Linked DNA regions of Homo sapiens: region 1 is linked to region 2. The links are chromatin loops, found by intact Hi-C in ENCODE. Cell type or tissue: left ventricle myocardium inferior. All regions are shown on one strand. Links, peaks and the distances in the headings refer to the core of each region. The heading gives the core; the rest is flanking DNA. Region 1 has its middle 44 kb from the start of OTOGL. Region 2 overlaps OTOGL (otogelin like).

The links. Hi-C counts contacts between places; a loop is a spot of excess contacts. Peaks named below come from ENCODE experiments on the same cell type or tissue, not always from the same donor. Only the 100,000 strongest peaks of a DNase experiment are listed, where the experiment ranks them.
Region 1: a loop joins it to region 2, with 8 times the contacts of the local background. A loop is called at or near these places in 6 of 110 quality-filtered maps.

What each region holds. Positions count from the first base shown.
Region 1 is chr12:80,051,698-80,060,199 of GRCh38, reverse strand. No RefSeq gene overlaps it. Among named protein-coding and RNA genes, the nearest start is that of OTOGL, 44 kb to the left of the region's middle. In left ventricle myocardium inferior, for the core only: no CTCF peak of the experiment used is centred there; a DNase peak (open chromatin) is centred at 6,989; H3K27ac peaks cover 2,522 bases.
Region 2 is chr12:80,114,147-80,122,648 of GRCh38, reverse strand. The region is part of intron 1 of OTOGL (otogelin like); the gene reads right to left. Among named protein-coding and RNA genes, the nearest start is that of OTOGL, 19 kb to the right of the region's middle. In left ventricle myocardium inferior, for the core only: no CTCF peak of the experiment used is centred there; no DNase peak of the experiment used is centred there; H3K27ac peaks cover 3,390 bases.

The sequences.
Region 1 (8,502 bases), core at 147-8,146, 62 kb after region 2:
AGAGAAGCTCTCCCTGACCTGTCTGACCACATCAAACTAACCATTAGATTAATTTTTTATCTTCATAGCACTGTACTAAGTACTTCTCCTTGATATGCCTTGCCACTGCTGTGGCTTTACAGTTGTTTGTGTGATTACTTGATTATAGCCTGTCATACTCACTGCATTATAAATGCCAAGGCAGGGACTGTGTCTAAGTTTTGCTCACTGTTGTAGCCCTAACACCCAATACATTGCCTTGCACATTGTGGGTGCCCAATAAAATGATTATATATTGAACGAATCGATTTATTCTTGACATAAAAAAGAAACTCTTTTTAGTTGCTCCCTTTGCTTCCCAAGAAACAAAAATATAAGAGAAACTACAATAATTTTTTCACTGAAAGCTGAATTCAGGTTTCCACTTTGACAATAAGAAAAATTATAACTATATACTTATTAACATTTATTTTCTAAACATTGGCTGTTTGTAGATGTTTGACTGGATTTTTTTCCAAGCCATTTTTTGGGAGACAACATGCCAAGTGATGTTTATCTTCTATCCACTTTTGCCAGGGAGCTATTCACAACACAAAAATAAAAATTCATGCATAATGAAAATTCTAGACCTTGGCCACTGCTTAGCACTGCTTAATTATGTGCGGTATAGCTGTCTATTTGATAGCAGATGCTATATGTATCTTGGCATCAATATTATTGTTTCTGTATTACCGATTCTCCATGAAAAACATCTCTTCACTTTGTATCCTAGGGGACTCATTATCTCTCCAAGGACAGATGGAGATTTATATATAAAAATTGATAATGACCCTCTTTGCTAAATTAAAGATGTTGGCCAACTCTTTCTTTGGAAACTGTCCAATTTGCATAATTGCATATGCCTTTCTAAATTTCCCCTGAAGCTCCAGTTGAATAAGGTGTTCCTTTGCATTTGCATGTTGAAAGGCTTAATTGTGCTGCATTAAACAGCTGCCCCCAGCTGCAGCCTCAGACCTGGCTAGTATTGGTGAACTTTCTGTGTGTTGGCAAATCACTTTGAGAATTTTCCAATCAAGCAAAGCCATTAGTATTCATGAGCTTATATGAGCAAAGTATTTAGATTTTGTGCAACACCAGTTAGCTGCAGTGAACATTCCTAAGGTAACTTTCCTACAACGCTACTCAATTAGCGTTAACAGCACATTTGATAGGGCTTGCTTACTAAGGATTGTGCTTATAATGGCATTAAACATAATAATCAGAGAAGCACAGTGTGAGTAGGTTTTATTTTTCTTAGATCTACCAAAGATTCAAATTGAATGTTATTTAATCTCTAATGTAAATAAACGAGAGGGCTGAAGTGGAGAATAGCCTCTTGTTCTCCAAGGTCTATTATGGCAATAGGCACCTTCTGAGAAAGCAACCAGATGTAGCTCCTAGAACAAGATTGACTGAGGTTAGTGCATGGAATCAGACTACCCAGACTTTAAACAATCTCTTCCCCAGAAGCAACCAATAGGCTGAACCAAGAGCCTCTTAAGTAGCCTAGAACAAAAGTTTAGCACCAAGAAAAGCATATTGGCTGGTGGCTAACAACTTTATCCGTTACTTTGGCTAGGAGATTTTCATTCATTCAACAAACATGTACTGTATTAAGGGCCTACTCTGGGTAAGGCAATGTGCCAAGTTCTGGAAACATTGCAAAGTGACAGTGGTGTCCTATACTCTTGGAGATTACTAGTAGGGGAGTCAAACATTAGTCAAATAATCACATAAATGGGAATACATTTACATTCTAACCTATGTGCTATGAAGAAATAGAACAGAAGGCTATAAGAGCCTCACCTACATGAGAGACTTAAGGAAAGCTTATCTGAAAAAATGAGGCTTGAGCTGAGAACTGGAGGAGAAGTAATAGCTAATCAGCTGAAGAATGAAAGAAGAATATTTCTAGTAGAGAAAACAGCGCTGTGAGACTCTCTGTGAGTCCATTAGGAAAACTAAGAAAAAAAATCAATGTCACTGGATGTACGAATTGAGGAAAAAAGTAGAGTAGAGTAAAGGTAGGCCGGAGACATAGGTAGAAGCCAAACCATAGGAGCCCTTTGAAGGCTCGCTTCATAATTTTGGCTTCTATTTAAAACAGCAATGGGAAGTCCCTAAAGTGATGGGAGTGGTGCATAGAGAGGAATTAACATACTTAAAGTTGCATTTGAAAATATTGCTTGCTTCAATATAATAAATGGATGAAAGGAGGAGTGGATATGGGAAAATCAAATAGAATGACTTATAGGAGTCCAGCTAGAGAAAATGGTAGTATGGGCTAGAATCGTAGCAGTAGTGAAGGAGAGAAGTGAATGGATTCACAGATATTTAGGATATAAATTTGACAAGATTTGTTGATTGATGAGGTTTAGAGATGATAAACTTGAGATCTTTTTGAGAAACCCAAGAAAAAATATTCAATAGGCAGTTGAGTGTAAGGGTCAGGAACTCACAGGTCTGGTCTGGAGGTATAAATTTGGGAATCATTAGTCAATTGATGAAAATTGAGCCATGGATATCAAAAATACTATCTAGAAGAGAGAATATGTAATAAATCCAGAGGTGCACCACTCAGCTCTACCTCCACCAAAGGATTTGATGCCCAGATTGATGGAGAATGAAATCAGCAGACAGCCTCCAGCTTCCAGCTCTTAGCTCTTTCAGGATATACCTTAGCTGGGAAAACTCCACACAGGACCTCATTTCTTTTCCGGGGACACCACATCTAATGAATGAACATGGCAGGAATATGAAGGCCTGGCCACTTCAGTCAAATGTGGGATGAACCTATGATCCAGAATGTCCCCCAATGGCCAAAGTTTTGCTAGACTTGCATCAAATTTCAACTCCTTTCTCATCTCTATGCTTTCCTTTGGCAGGTATTGATTCATAACAACCATCTTGCACCCTAAACTCTATGTCAACAATATTTTACCTAGAGAAGCTAACCTATAACAGAGCATAAAATGGAAAGAGGAAGAAGCTTACAGACCAGCCATCTGCAAAGTAAAAGAGAAGGAAATGCTAGAAAGTAAGAAGGAAAACCTGGATAGCATGGTGTTTTGGAGCCAAAATAAACACATCTCAACAAAACAAAGAGTGCTGGGAGATTAGAAAAAAAAATACTGGAAAATGTCCATTGGACTTAAATCATGGAGGTCATTGGTGACCTTAGCCAAAGTTGTTTTGGTGCAGTGCCAGGAACAACTGCCAAATTAAAGAGGATTGAGGAGGGAGTTTGAAGTGAGAAAATGGACTCACCAAACAATGAGACATCTTTAGAAAATTTAGATTGAAAGAAATGGGAAAGATAGAAAGGAGTTGAAAGATAGAAACATAGAAATTGGGAGACAAGGAAGGTTGTTTTTTAAGATGGAAGAGGCATGAGAAGATTTAAATGTAATTGGAAATAATCCAGTTGAGAAGGGTATGTCGAATAAATAGAAATGGGGGCAGGGAGGGAGAAGAAACTGATAGTGTAAGGTTGATAATGAAGTGAGAAGGCATGAGCAGACAGTTTCCAAAGCACAGGTGGAGGGATTGGGCTTAAATGAGAAGGATACTCCCTAGACTAAAATAGGAGGAAAAGAGAAGAACATGAGTCCAGATGGAACTGTATGGATTTGCTAGCAGGAAGCTGAGGGAGTTCCCATCTGATGCCTTCTATTTTCTTCGGGAAGTAGGAGGTGAAGTCATCTGCTGCAAATGAGGAGGAGTTAAGAATATTCGAGGTTTGAATAGAATGTAGAATGTTTAAAACAATTGTTGTAGACAGAGGAAGAGAATTTACCAGAGACACATGGAAGAACTGGCAGGCTGAACAGGCCCCATGTGTCGGCACCAATCTGCCTGTATCTGCTCCACTGTTGGGAGACTATCTGTGGCAGTGCCAGGCTGTTCGAGTGTAGGCATAGAGAAGGAATACAGATGCATTCATCCAGGTTTGGACATTTGTCAGACAAAGATAAAAAAAAATTTAAGACAACAGGACTAGGGAGTTGAGAATATTGGTGAGAGTGTTATGCAAATAATGGACTGTGGAATCTAAACTAAATAATAATAACGAAAAGATCAACAGAGATAAAAAGATGAGAGCTGATGGACTTGGGGAAAATAAAGAGGCCAGCATATGAAAGCAATACTTTTCAAGATTTGGGGATCATGTCAATATGCAGAATATGATTCAGGTCTGCAGGTGAGCCTGAGATTCTGCATTTTTAACAGTTTCCAAGGTAATGCTGATAGGCATTAGAACTTCAATATGATCAAAAGTAGTTTTTAATTTGAGAGAGAGAGAATCAAAACTGCTATTACATTACTAGAGTGGTAGCAACTGAACTCAGAACAAACGATGAATGGGGTTCCATGAAGGACACTTTCCACAGCTACGAGGAAGCCTCCCTCTGATGCTGCTCCTCCAGTCACTTCTTTACGAACTGTATCCACAAACAAAGTTACCTGAGTGACCCTCTGTCTTGCTTCCCTAAACAAATCTAACTAAAGGTAAGGCCTTGCTGGTCCTCGTCAGCTAGATTGTAGTTCAGTAATAGTGATAGCAATAATTTACCCTGTTACTACGGACTCAAAAAAGGGTAGACTCATTTTTAAGAATAATTCAACTGAAATTAGGATTTTAAGATGAACTTCCAACACATCTCAGGAGCCCAACAGGGAGGGTAGGCCAATCCGTAAGGTGATTAAAACAAAATGAGCATTTTGAGTTTTAGGCATATGTGAACAGTAAGGAGGAGCAGTGAAAACTGTTGGAACTTCTAGAAAGAAAGACCCTGCTCTGACTTAAGAAAAACTCAAATCTAGATGGCTCAGAAGGAATTATCTCACCTCTGGGTAAGGTGATATACATGGGCCCACAAAAAATCCATTTTTCTGTCACTTACTATGAACCAAACCTTCTCAAGAAATTGTAACTTGACTTCCATTTCCCAAGTAAGCAGCCAAAGATTTTCTCTTTTGAAAAGAGACGAAATTCTGAGTGAAACAAATCATTGGTGTTAATATTCAAGCAACAACAAAACAATAAATGAAAACAATATTTGTAACTCAAGGTGAATTGATCCAACTCAAATTTAGGAGAAAAAGTAAGGTTATATTAAACCAAGATAATAATATCTAATTTTACTGTTAAACGTTAATCATGCCTGATGTTTGATATTCTTTCAATCTCGGCCCATATAATGAATTTTTCTTGGAAATGTAGTAACTAAATAATAGTAAATGTTTGTTTTGAAGAAAAAGTCCTAACTTTTTATGGGAGAGAAATAACAATTGAATAGAAAAACAGGCTATAACCACACCTTCAAAAATGGAACTTTCTGGACCACCAATAAGCCCCCTTACCTAGACACAGTTAAGTAATAAGTATATATAAGTAGTAAGTCATAGTGTAATAAGTTTTCTGGCGAAGTATTCAGGAAGCAGCATTGTATAAATGGCCCTTTCAAATCTAAAATCTATAATGAAGTGACAAATGGCACAAACATATGAGGATTTACTTGCCATTCAATAATAGTTTCATTGCATTAACCTGAATAAATAAGAAACATGGTTGCTCTCCGCACCATGACCCACTAGCAAGGCAAACATAGAGAGCAATAGGTTTTCCTGATGCTCCACAAGTCACACAAACTAGGCAAATGCCCATTCCATGCGTACTCTTGCAAAGCCTGTACATTTTTTTTTTTTTTTTTTTTTGAGACGGAGTCTTGCTCTGTCGCCCAGGCTGGAGTGCAGTGGCGCGATCTCGGCTCACTGCAAGCTCCGCCTCCCGGGTTCACTCCATTCTCCGGTCTCAGCCTCCGGAGTAGCTGGGAAGCCTGTACGTTTTTTAATGGAAGTCACTATTCAGATAAATCAGACATTTAGACTTCAAGAGGTGTAAGAATTCCTCAAACTGACCACAGGTTGTTCTGGGAAGAGTATCTGTGATAGATGGGTAAGAGGAGATGATTACACAGATTCTTGCATGAGTAAAAAAATCTGATTCTCTTAACTACTCAGTTCAATTTCAGAAGAAAAGCTTGTCGGTATCAAATGAGTTAGTTCTTTCTTGATAAATTAGAGAAATCTTACCTTGACAGAAGAGTAGACACATTATATTCTCAGTTGTGTAATGGCATCACTGGATTCCAGGGCACTCACTGATAGAAAGTTTTATATGCCATTTTCATGGGGGGAAAAGTCCTTAATGGTATGTCTCACCTAAAAGGGAAAAGTTGCAGTTTGGCAGGTTTGGAAACTTTGTGACTACGGAGCTAGAATTAAAAACTTGCACTAAAGAGAGAAAAAGTATAAAATATGCTCTTTCTCTCTCTCTCTCTCCTCCATCCCCATATATTATTCAAAATAAGGGCTTTGTTTTCGGTTTTGGTGTTTTCATTTTCTAACCTCTTAATAAATTACCTGATGCTTTTGCTCAGACCGTTCTCAAAATAGGGATCACAAATTAAAATACCTACAAGGGTTAGGCAGATAAAGCAAAGGAGTGAAGTCATTTCTGTCAAATTTAACAAAATGTTCAGTGGGGAGGACTTGGCAGCTTGTAGACTGCATGACCCATTGAAGCGTCTTAGCAAGTACTCACCTCCAGTCAGTTGTCACATACAGAAATGCTGGCTTAGTGTTGCCAAATATACAAATTTTCAAGATAAACAGTAAATCTGAATTTTTATGTACTGTCTCCTGGATTTTAAATTTGGCCACATTTCAAACATTATTTGGAAATGTGTGGGGACTTCTAATCAAGATGGTTTAGTGAGTTCGTAAATTACCACACCCCTCTGTTCTAAACATTCAGCCATGATTGGAAATATATAAAAAGATAAAAGCATTATGACATTAGCTGGGTACAAAATCAAGATAAACATCTCCATGGACCAGAAAAAGAACAGAAAGCCAACGCAGTGAGCAAGGCTCAGAGAGATGACTGGCCAGAACTGGGCACTCTGCCTGAAGCTGCAGCTGGGTTGGGACTTCCAAAAACACGTAGGCAGTTTAAAAAACAGTTCACTTGCTGTTAGGAACTGTGGCTTACTGGGACTCATTGGACCTGAGAAAGTGGGAGAAAAAAGACACTGCCTTGAAACAAGGACCACGATTTCCAAATATAGATCAGGAGCCCTAGAACAACTCTACAGATTTTCTAGATATCGCTTACCCAACTTGTAGGATAATACCTTAATCATAACTTTTCATTCATCTACTCAATCATGTATTCAACAACTATTTCTTGAGCAGCTACTAAATGCTGGGCAGTGTTCTGGGTGCTGGAGAAAAATGAGTGCACAAAACGAAGTCCCTATCCTATTGAGTTTACACTTTAGTTGAGGGAGAGGGGCCAGTGTGGGAAACAGATCACAAATAAACAAGTGAATACATAATGTCTGAGGGTGGAACTGCTAGGAAGAGAAAATAAGCTAAGGTAAAGGGGAAGAAAAACATCAAAGAGGGAAGGAAGGATGCTGTTTTATAAAGAGAGCTAGAGAAGACCTAGTGAGAATGTGATATTTAAGGGAGCCAGTTATAATGACATGGGAGACAAGTGTCCCAGGCAGATGGCACAGGAAGTTCAAAGGCTTTAAGGTAGAGACATGCAGGGTAGGCTCAAGGAATAGCAAGGAGATGAGTGTGATGAGAGGAGTGAGTAAGAAGAGTGGTAGGAGCAAAAGTTAGAATTGGAGCAGAAGGCCAGATCACATAGAACCTTCAAAGCCATTTCCATGTTTGTGACTTTTTATTCCCAGTGAGATGAGAGACCACTGTGGGGGTTAGAGGTGAAGAGAAACATAATATAACTAATGTATTAAAAAGATAACTAGGACAGCCTTGGTGAGAAAGGACTGGAGTGAAGGACAAGGAGCACGGAAAGAGGCAAGGAGACAAATTAAAAGCCTATTTAAGCAATCCAGACCAGAGATGATGAGGGCTTGGACCAGGAGGGAAGCAGTGGAGGTGGGGAAACGTTGTTATGGTCTGAAGTTATGTTGAAGACAGAGACAAGAGGATTGTTGTTGGATCAGAAGGATAGTGTGAAAGAAAGAGGGGAGTCAGAAATTATCCCAGATTTTTTTAAAGAGAACTATAAAAACTATAAAACTACTAGAAGAAGACATAGGGTAAACACTCCAGGACTTTAATCTAGGCAAAGATTTTATGGGTAATAACCTCAAAAGCACAGGCAACAAAACCAATAACAGGCAAATGGGACTGTATTAAACTAAAAAGCTCCTGCAGGGCAAAAGTGAACAATTAACAGAGTAACGAGGCCACCTATTGAATGACAGAAAATATTCCCAAACTACTCATCTCACAAGATGCTAGTATCTAGATTAAACAAGGAACTCAACCCAAAAGCAAAAAATAGAAACAAAAACAAATAATCCCCTTGAAAAATGAGCAAAGAACATGAATAGACATTTCTCAAAAGATATACAAATGGCCAACATATACATGAAAACATGC
Region 2 (8,502 bases), core at 97-8,096:
GTGCCTCATTTCTTTTGCTTCTTGCCAAGCTTACCTTGACATTTACTTCTATAAACATAGTCAGTAAAGACTATGAAAAGAAATTATCTTCTGAATTTACATCTGGATTTTTTCTCAGCTGCCACAACTTAACCAGATAAGAGTTTTCCTCTTCATTTCTATAATAATACTAATAATTAATGATACAAAGTATCTTGTATTGCATCTTATTCCTAACTTCTTCCCTGACTGCTAGTCTCATTTTCTTTTTGCCATAGCACAGTTAAATGAAAAAGAACAATTATTTTTGTCTTTCATTGATTATTCCAGTATGTCATAATGGTTGCATAAAGGAAACACAGGGACACTTAAAATTATTTTGATCTTGATGTGACAGTGTATTTATTTCTTTTTTTGCTTATACATTGGAATTTTATCCTAGAACTAAGTTCAGAAGGTAGAGGTATATATGTATATTAATTCTAACTGTGATCTCAAGTACTTTTTTTTCTTTTTAGTTAGTTAAACAACTCAAAGTTTTGAAAAGGATGGATTTGGCAATTGTTCATTTTTTGTGGTATTTTTCTTAATCAAAAATGATTCAAATGAGACAGTTTGAGCCTCAGATGGATTTGGTGCTTGAATTATTTATATTGGCCATATGATGATTTTGCACTCATCTCTTTCTCGTGTTTACAACATCATGTTCTGAAATAAAGTACAAATTATAAGTGTGTGTCACTGTGCATTTCTCTGTGCATTTCTTGCATTCTTACTCCTCAGCAACTCAGGCACACCTCCAATTACTGGAACTCAATACAAATTGTTCCTGCTTAAGATTACTAAAGGATAAAAGGATTGGCCAGTAGTCCCACATAAACCCACGAAGAACCTCCCACTATGGGTTTAAATGATTCTACCATCCTCATAATGTCAGTTAAGCTGTGTTAGCCTAAATATTACATTTTAATTTTAGACAATCTACATGATACGAAGAGAAGTGTTTTAGTGTCAATTTTTCTATTTACTTGGCCAATTAGAAAACCAAACAAGATAATCAAAACTGCTATTATGGTTTGGTTTTTTATTTTGTTTTGTTTCGTGGGGTGGTTGATTTTGTCTAAACTGTATGAATCCAGTTTGTGTTATATAGACTCTCTGCTCTAGGGAGGGATTAGAGACTTCTATATAATGGTGTCTAAGGATGAGGAAGTTGTTGCAGATACTTAATGTCTATACTTGCAGTGTGTTAGAGTCAAAAGTTCTTGTGTTTTTTCTCCAAAATATCTGAAGGAGGAGCTGAGGAGGCAACGGTCTGCTTGAAAGGTAGCCTTTGTAGTCTTGTCTTAAGCTGCATACACATAGAAATCGTTCTGTTTTTATTTAGTGTTTCCTTGAGGTGGCTTTAGAGATTGTCATGAGTCTCCTTGTTCCTGAGCCAGATATTCACAAACAGGTGGTTTATTATGAAGTATTCTCAGCAATAATGCTTGTAAAGGAGTGAGGAAAGCAGGACAGGGCAGAGGGAGAGGTTGACCTCCAAGGCAGTTGTAACAGAGGCCTCAGCCCTTCTCACACAGTTCTCTGAAGCTTGAATATCCCCTCAGACCTGAGCTGAATTGAAGCAAGGAGCTCGGCCTTTGTCCCTCCACACACCCTACCCTAAATAACTAGTCATAGGAAATATGCTGCCTCCAAGAATGGGTTATAAACTTGCTCAGCCAAAAGAATTTCTTGGGGAAGGAATCAGTTGTGAACTCTCAGCACTGGACACTTCTGGTTCTCAGGGGAATAAGGGTCTTTGTTCTGAAAGCAGGATCTGGACTATGCTCCATAGTGTCTACTACAGGGGTAGAGATAGTCCCTGGGTTCTGTCACTGCCTATAAACCCAACTCTGCAGACAAATTCATGAAGAGGTGAGATTTGTATAGTTTGTGTTTTTATATCGAGGGAATCTTTTAACAAGTCAGCTTACCGCATTAAAAATCTAAAACTTCTCTTGTGTAGCAATATTCATATTGAAAGGCATTTCCATAGGTTAAAACTTTAATTTCTTAAATCAGTATTTCTCATACTTGGATTTTTGGAGAGATCCTCCAATGAGAGAGAATCCTTAGGATTTTTTTTCAAGAAGTTTGCACATTATTCAAGTATAGGAAATACTGGAAGTAGTGGAAAAATCTGGGCTCAAGAATCAGAGTTGAGTTTAAATCTTTTATGTGTTGCTGCTTGCTAATTATATAACAACAGGTATGTAACTTTTTTTTAATCCTTTATGCTGTCATTCACAAGGTGAATGTGATGAATATTAAATAAAATAACCCAGCTAGGATTCAGCATAGTGCCTGGCATACTTAGAAACTCTAATTAAATGATATTTGTTGTCATTATGTCAGTAAATCTTGCAGTTGCTTTGATATAACTTGGCACACATCTTTTTGCATTATCTGAAAAAAGATGTTAAGAAGAAGAAAATTAGAAATCTATCACCCCAGCTACCCCATCCTATGATTGGCCAAATGTTGTGGTGAAATAATCAAGCTAAAGACACAAGCTCAAAGATAACCAGCATATTCAAACTCTGCTACTCCAGAAAAAAAAAATGGTAAAAAGTCTAAAGAGCTTCATTTAATAAGATCAAAAGAATTGAACTATTGCTTTCTAAGAGAAGAGAAACTATTTTAAAAGGAAAACAAACACAAATCAACCTCAGTCTCTAAAGACAACTGATGAAAAAATTATTAATTCCATAAAATCATGAATCTAAGAAAGTTTTTGAAACATAAAAGGTATTCAGTAGTCCCTGAATTGAATTACATCATATGAGTAGAGTGAACATAATCTGGTTTACCATGTAGTATTTTAAAATTGAAGAATTTAATGAATACCTACCATGTACAAAAAAATTGTATTAAAGGATGAAAGCACACAGATAACTAAGACATAGTATCTGCCTTTATGAAACTCACTGGGTAAGTGTGAGAATGCCATGTCAACAAATCAGCATAATACAGTAACAGAGTACATGGGGGAAGGGGCCACTAACTCTGATGGGAAAGGTCAAGTTAAGGGCATTAGGCACTTTCCTATAAACAACAGCAAGACAACAAAGGTTTATAAGCAGAGGGTTCACATTATTGCACCCTGCGGTCTGCTGCTAGTGTTGTAATCACAACGGCCGACATTGTGATTATATTATATACAATCTCTATTATAGACAATCTCTGCCATTGCAATTATAACACTAGCAGCAGACTGCAGGGTGAACTGAAGCCAGGCTGAATTTAGGGGCAAGGAGACCAGCTAACAAGCTGTGCCATTTACCCTTCTGACTGTGAACTATTGACTGCTTCTGACTGCTTACAGAGTAAGAAGTAAGAGAAATGATAAAGAGAACAGGCTCAAGAGATAGTCAAGAGAGAGTCTTGCATTCTTCATAGAACTCAGAATCGTATTTCACTGGCCTTAGGAAGATGCACTCCCAATGCCCTGCAATTCTAATTCTAAAATCTTGGATTCAGTAGCTGTCAGCTGGGTCAAAAGGTCAGCCCCTTGATGCTGTTTCCTCTCTTCTTCCCACTGTCTTTTCTAGAATATAAACAATCATGCTCCTCAAATTCCCATCAGATAGGAAATTGTGATTCCAGGGAAATAGGCCAAAATTAGCCAGCTTCCTCTCTATGAGCAGGCCTCTTCTCGATAAATAAAATCCTATTTCCTTTGAAACCAGAAACCTTGCTTAATATCCAATATCAATATCAAAGAGCAATTCTTCTCCTTCTTATGACCAAAAAAAAAAAAAAACAGATCTAAGATTAAACATTTCTTAAGACAAGAGTTTTAGGACCTCTCTCAGTCAGAATATGCTTGATAAAATGACTTTTCCAGTATACTATTTTTAGCTTTCATCTTTTTCCTACCAAAATATGTTCTCACTGGTACAAAATGTTAGCTTACATGCAATAAGAGTCATTTTTCTCCAACTCTGTTATTAGTAGGAAAAAAACTCCACCCAAATAAAGCAAATGCTGTTTGAAATGGTGTCAATTAAACCATATTTCACATTACTCTAGAGGATAATTATGTCAAATGACTGGTAGAGATTTACTGATTGAGCTCTTGTTTACTACATTTTGTAAGTATATTGAATTTAGAGCTCATTTACAAGTAAACACTTTGGGCACATGAGAGTCAGGGTCCACTTCACCTTCCTAAGCCATCGGGGTTGGGAAGAAAACGTTACACTCCTTCTATCCCCCTCCTAGCGCTGTGAGATCATCCAAATCAGCAAATAATGTAGTTTACCCATCATTGCAAAATCAGCCAGCATCTATCTCAGGCACGCTTCACAGCCGATGGCAGCAGAGAAAGACCTTTCCATAGATTTGTATGATCAAAGAGCTCAATCTAGGAGCACAAAACATGGTTATCTTGGCAGCATAATTTCCTCCAATTTCCCTCATCAGAGGCTGCCAAACTCACCTCTTCCCTGCCTTGGGCCAATCTCCTAAATTAGACAGTGACTTGGGGTGTTCCTATAGTTCTGAGAATAGAGAAGCTGCATGATCCCCCACCTCTTTAAGGGAAGGTAAAAAATAGTCTACATTAGAAGTGAAGACACCCAGGCAAGAGACTCATCACTGGCAGTGATGAGACAACAGGCGTGATGGGACAGTCCAGGCTTCCTGAAGGAGATAGTTTTAAAGATGTGCTTTGAAGAAAGGAGAATATGTGTTTTTGATAAGGAAGCATGTGCAGGAAGGGCATTTTAAGATGTGCTTTTGAAGAAGAAAAAAGCAGTAGCAGGAAGGGCATTTTAAGATTGCAGGAAAATATGAACAAGAAATAAAGTTAAGAAAGCAAAGCTTGTATCCAAGGAAACCTGTGAAATCCAGTTTGGCTGCAATTAGGTATACGGATGCTAACAAAACAGAACTAGGTAGAAAAGGCAGGTTTAATTGATTTGAGGATTCTTCTAGGTCGTACATAATGAAGGTTGGATTTAATTTAATGGACTCTTGGAAGTGAATGATGTTTTGAAGAAGAAAAAATAGGATCAGATGCTTTAAGGAGATTATTCTGGCAAGAGAAAGGAGAGGCAGGAGGTACGGAAAACATCAGGTGGCTATTTCAGGCAAAATGTACTCAAAGCCTGAGTTAACGTGATGGTAATGGGAAAGAAATGAGTTAGAAGATTCAAGGGGCATTGTGGAGCTAGGTTCTACATGTCTAGGCTTCTGACTGTGATTGCAGAGTAAGAAATAGGAGTCAAAGTTTACTACAAGGTCTCTAACTTAAATGAATTGAATAATTACTGCCATTAATGGAAAAATAATTAATGACATTAATAAAAAAAGTCTTGTTTTAAAGAACACGATGAGTTCCATTTTATATATATATATTTTTTTAAGTCACCCAGAGATAGCTTATCGCCTCTATTTTATAGATGGTAGTTAACATGGTAACTAAGATTCAAAGGTAAAAGTGATTATGTCAGATATAACTTACATGACACCCCTGATACTCCAGGCCCCATTTGTCTCTTGAGCCATTATCCAATTGAGACAGTTGAATCTTCACTTTGATGACCAACTCCATATGGGCTCCAGTAGGCTTTCCCAACAGCACAGACTTCATGCCAATGGATCACCTTGCATCTCCTGTCCTATGGCTTTCCTGTTGCCACTGGAGCATAGAGCCCCACCTCACTTGCTCACAGTGTACAGAAGCACAAGGAAAACAAAACCAAAGTTCAGGGAAGCTGACACACTTTATGGAATTATTTGAGCAATGACAGATGAGAGTTCATTGATAAATTCTTTTTCCCAAGATGGGCCATCCAGAGATGTGGTAGTTTAATATGTTCTCTTGGAAGGAGAGGATTAAGAGTGAGTAATCAGTTGCATTTGATACCAGGTGGTAAAAGATTCACTCAGAATATATCCTCATTTGGCTTTCCTTTCTTCCTCGTCTCATTCTCCTTTTACCCACACCAGCTTTCCTGGGATTGCATTCCCTAATAAAAAATTTCATCTAAGCTTTTGCCTCACTTTTTGTTTTCTGGGGGACCTAGACTAAGAGAGTGATTAAAGCCTCAACAAAGGTTGGTTGTAAATTGTATAAGCATCATTGGTCATTAAGATTAATGCAGTGGATGACTGGGGCAAGATGGCTAAATAGGAACAGCTCCTATATGCAGTTCCCAGGGATACCAATGTAGAAGGCAGGTGATTTCTGCATTTCCAACTGAGGTACCCAGTTCATCTCACTGGGACTTGTTAGACAGTGGATGCAGCCCACAGAGGGCAAGCAGAAGCAGGATGGGGCACGACCTCACCTGGGAAGTACAAGGGGTCGGGGAACTCTCTCCCCTATCCAAGGGAAACTGTGAGGGACTGTGCCATGAGGGATGGTGCTATCCGGCCCAGATACTACACCTCTCCCACAGTCTTCGTAACCCACAGACCAGGAGATTCCCTCAGGTGCCTACACCACCAAGGCCTTGGGTTTCAAGCACAAAACTGGGCGGCCATTTGGGCAGATACCGAGCTAGCTGCAGGAGTTTCTTTGCACATCCCAGTGGCACCTGTAATGCCAGCAAGACAGAACCATTCACTCCCCTGGAAAGGGGGCAGAAGCCAGGGAACCAAGTGGTCTTCTCGTCAAATCCCAGTCCCACAGAGCCCAGGAAGCTAAGATCCACTGGCTTGAAATTCTCGCTGCCAGCACAGCAGTCTGAAGTCAACTTGGGACACTGAAGCTTGGTGGGGGGAGGGGTGTCCACCATTACTGAGGCTTGAGTAGGCAGTTTTCCCCTCACAGTGTAAACAAAGCCACCAGGAAGTTCAAACTGGGCAGAGCCCACCACTGCTCAGCAAAGGCCCGGTAGATAGATTGCCTCTCTAGATTCCTTTTCTCTGGGAAGGGCATCTCTGAAAAAGAAAGGCAGCAGCCCCAGTCAGGGGTTTATACATAAAACTCCCATCTCCCTGGGACAGAGCACCTGGGGGGAAGCAACGGCTGTAGGAACAGCTTCAGCAGACTTAAATGTTCTTGACTGCTGGCTCTGGAGAGAGCAATGGATTTCCCAGCACAGTGCTTGAGCTCTGCTAAGGGACAGACTGCCTCCTTAAGTGGGTCCCTGACCCCCATGCCTACTGATGGGGAGACACTTCCCAGACACTTCCTCTGCTCCAGAGGAAGCAGAGGAAAGAGGAGAGAGCAATCTTTGCTGTTATGCAGCCTCAGCGGGTGATACCCAGGCAAACAGGGTCTGGTGTGGACCTCCAGCAAACTCCAGCAGACCTGCAGAAGAGGGACCTGACTGTTAGAAGGAAAAATTACAAAGAGAAAGCAATAGCATCAACATCAACAAAAAGGAAGACCACACAAAAACTCCATCCAAAGTTCACCAAGAGCAAAGACCAAAGGTAGATAAAACCACGAAGATGAGGAAAAACCAGGGCAAAAAGGCTGAAAATTACAAAAACCAGAATGCCTCTTCTCCAAAGGATAACAACTCCTCACCATCAAGGGAACAAAACTGGACAGAGAATGAGTTTGACGAATTGACAGAAGTAGCCTTCAGAAGGTGGGTCATAAACTTCTCTGAGCTTGCATGTTCTAACCCAATGCAAGGAAGCTAAGAACCTTGATAAAAGGTTAGAGGAATTACTAACTTTAGAGAAGAACATAAATGACCTGATGGAGCTGAAAAACACAGCACAAGAACTTCATGAAGTATACACAAGTATCAATAGCTGAATTGATCAAGCAGAAGAAAGGATATAAGAGATTGAAGATCAACTTAATGAAATAAAGTGTAAAGACAAGATTAGAGAAAAAAAAATGAAAAGGAACAAACAAAGCCTCCAACAAATATGGGACTACGTGAAAAGACCAAACCTACATTTGATTGGTATACATGAAAGTGATGGGGAGAATGGAACCAAGTTGAAAAAACACACTTCAGGATATTATCCAGGAGAACTTCCCCAACCTAGCAATACCAGCCAACACTCAAATTCAGGAAATACAGAGAACACCACAAAGACACTCCTCGAGAAGAGCAACCCCAGGACACATAATTGTCAGATTCACCAAGGTTGAAATGGTGGAAAAAAACGTTAAGGGCAGCCAGAGAGAAAGGTCAGGTTACCCACAAAGGGAAGCCCATCAGACTAATGCAGATCTCTTGGCAGAAACCCTACAAGCCAGAAAAGTGTAGGGGCTAATATGCAACGTTCTTAAAGAAAAGAATTTTCAACCCAGAATTTCATATCCAGCCAAACTAAGCTTCATAAGAGAAGAAGAAATAAAATCCTTTACAGACAAGCAAATGCTGAGGGATTTTGTCACCACCAGACCTGCCTAACAAGAGCTCCTGAAGGAAGCACTAAATATGGAAAGGAAAAACTGGTACCAGCCACTGCAAAAACAAACCAAAATGTAAAGGCCATTGACACTATGAAGAAACTACATCAACTAACGGGCACAATAACCAGCTAACATCATAATCACAG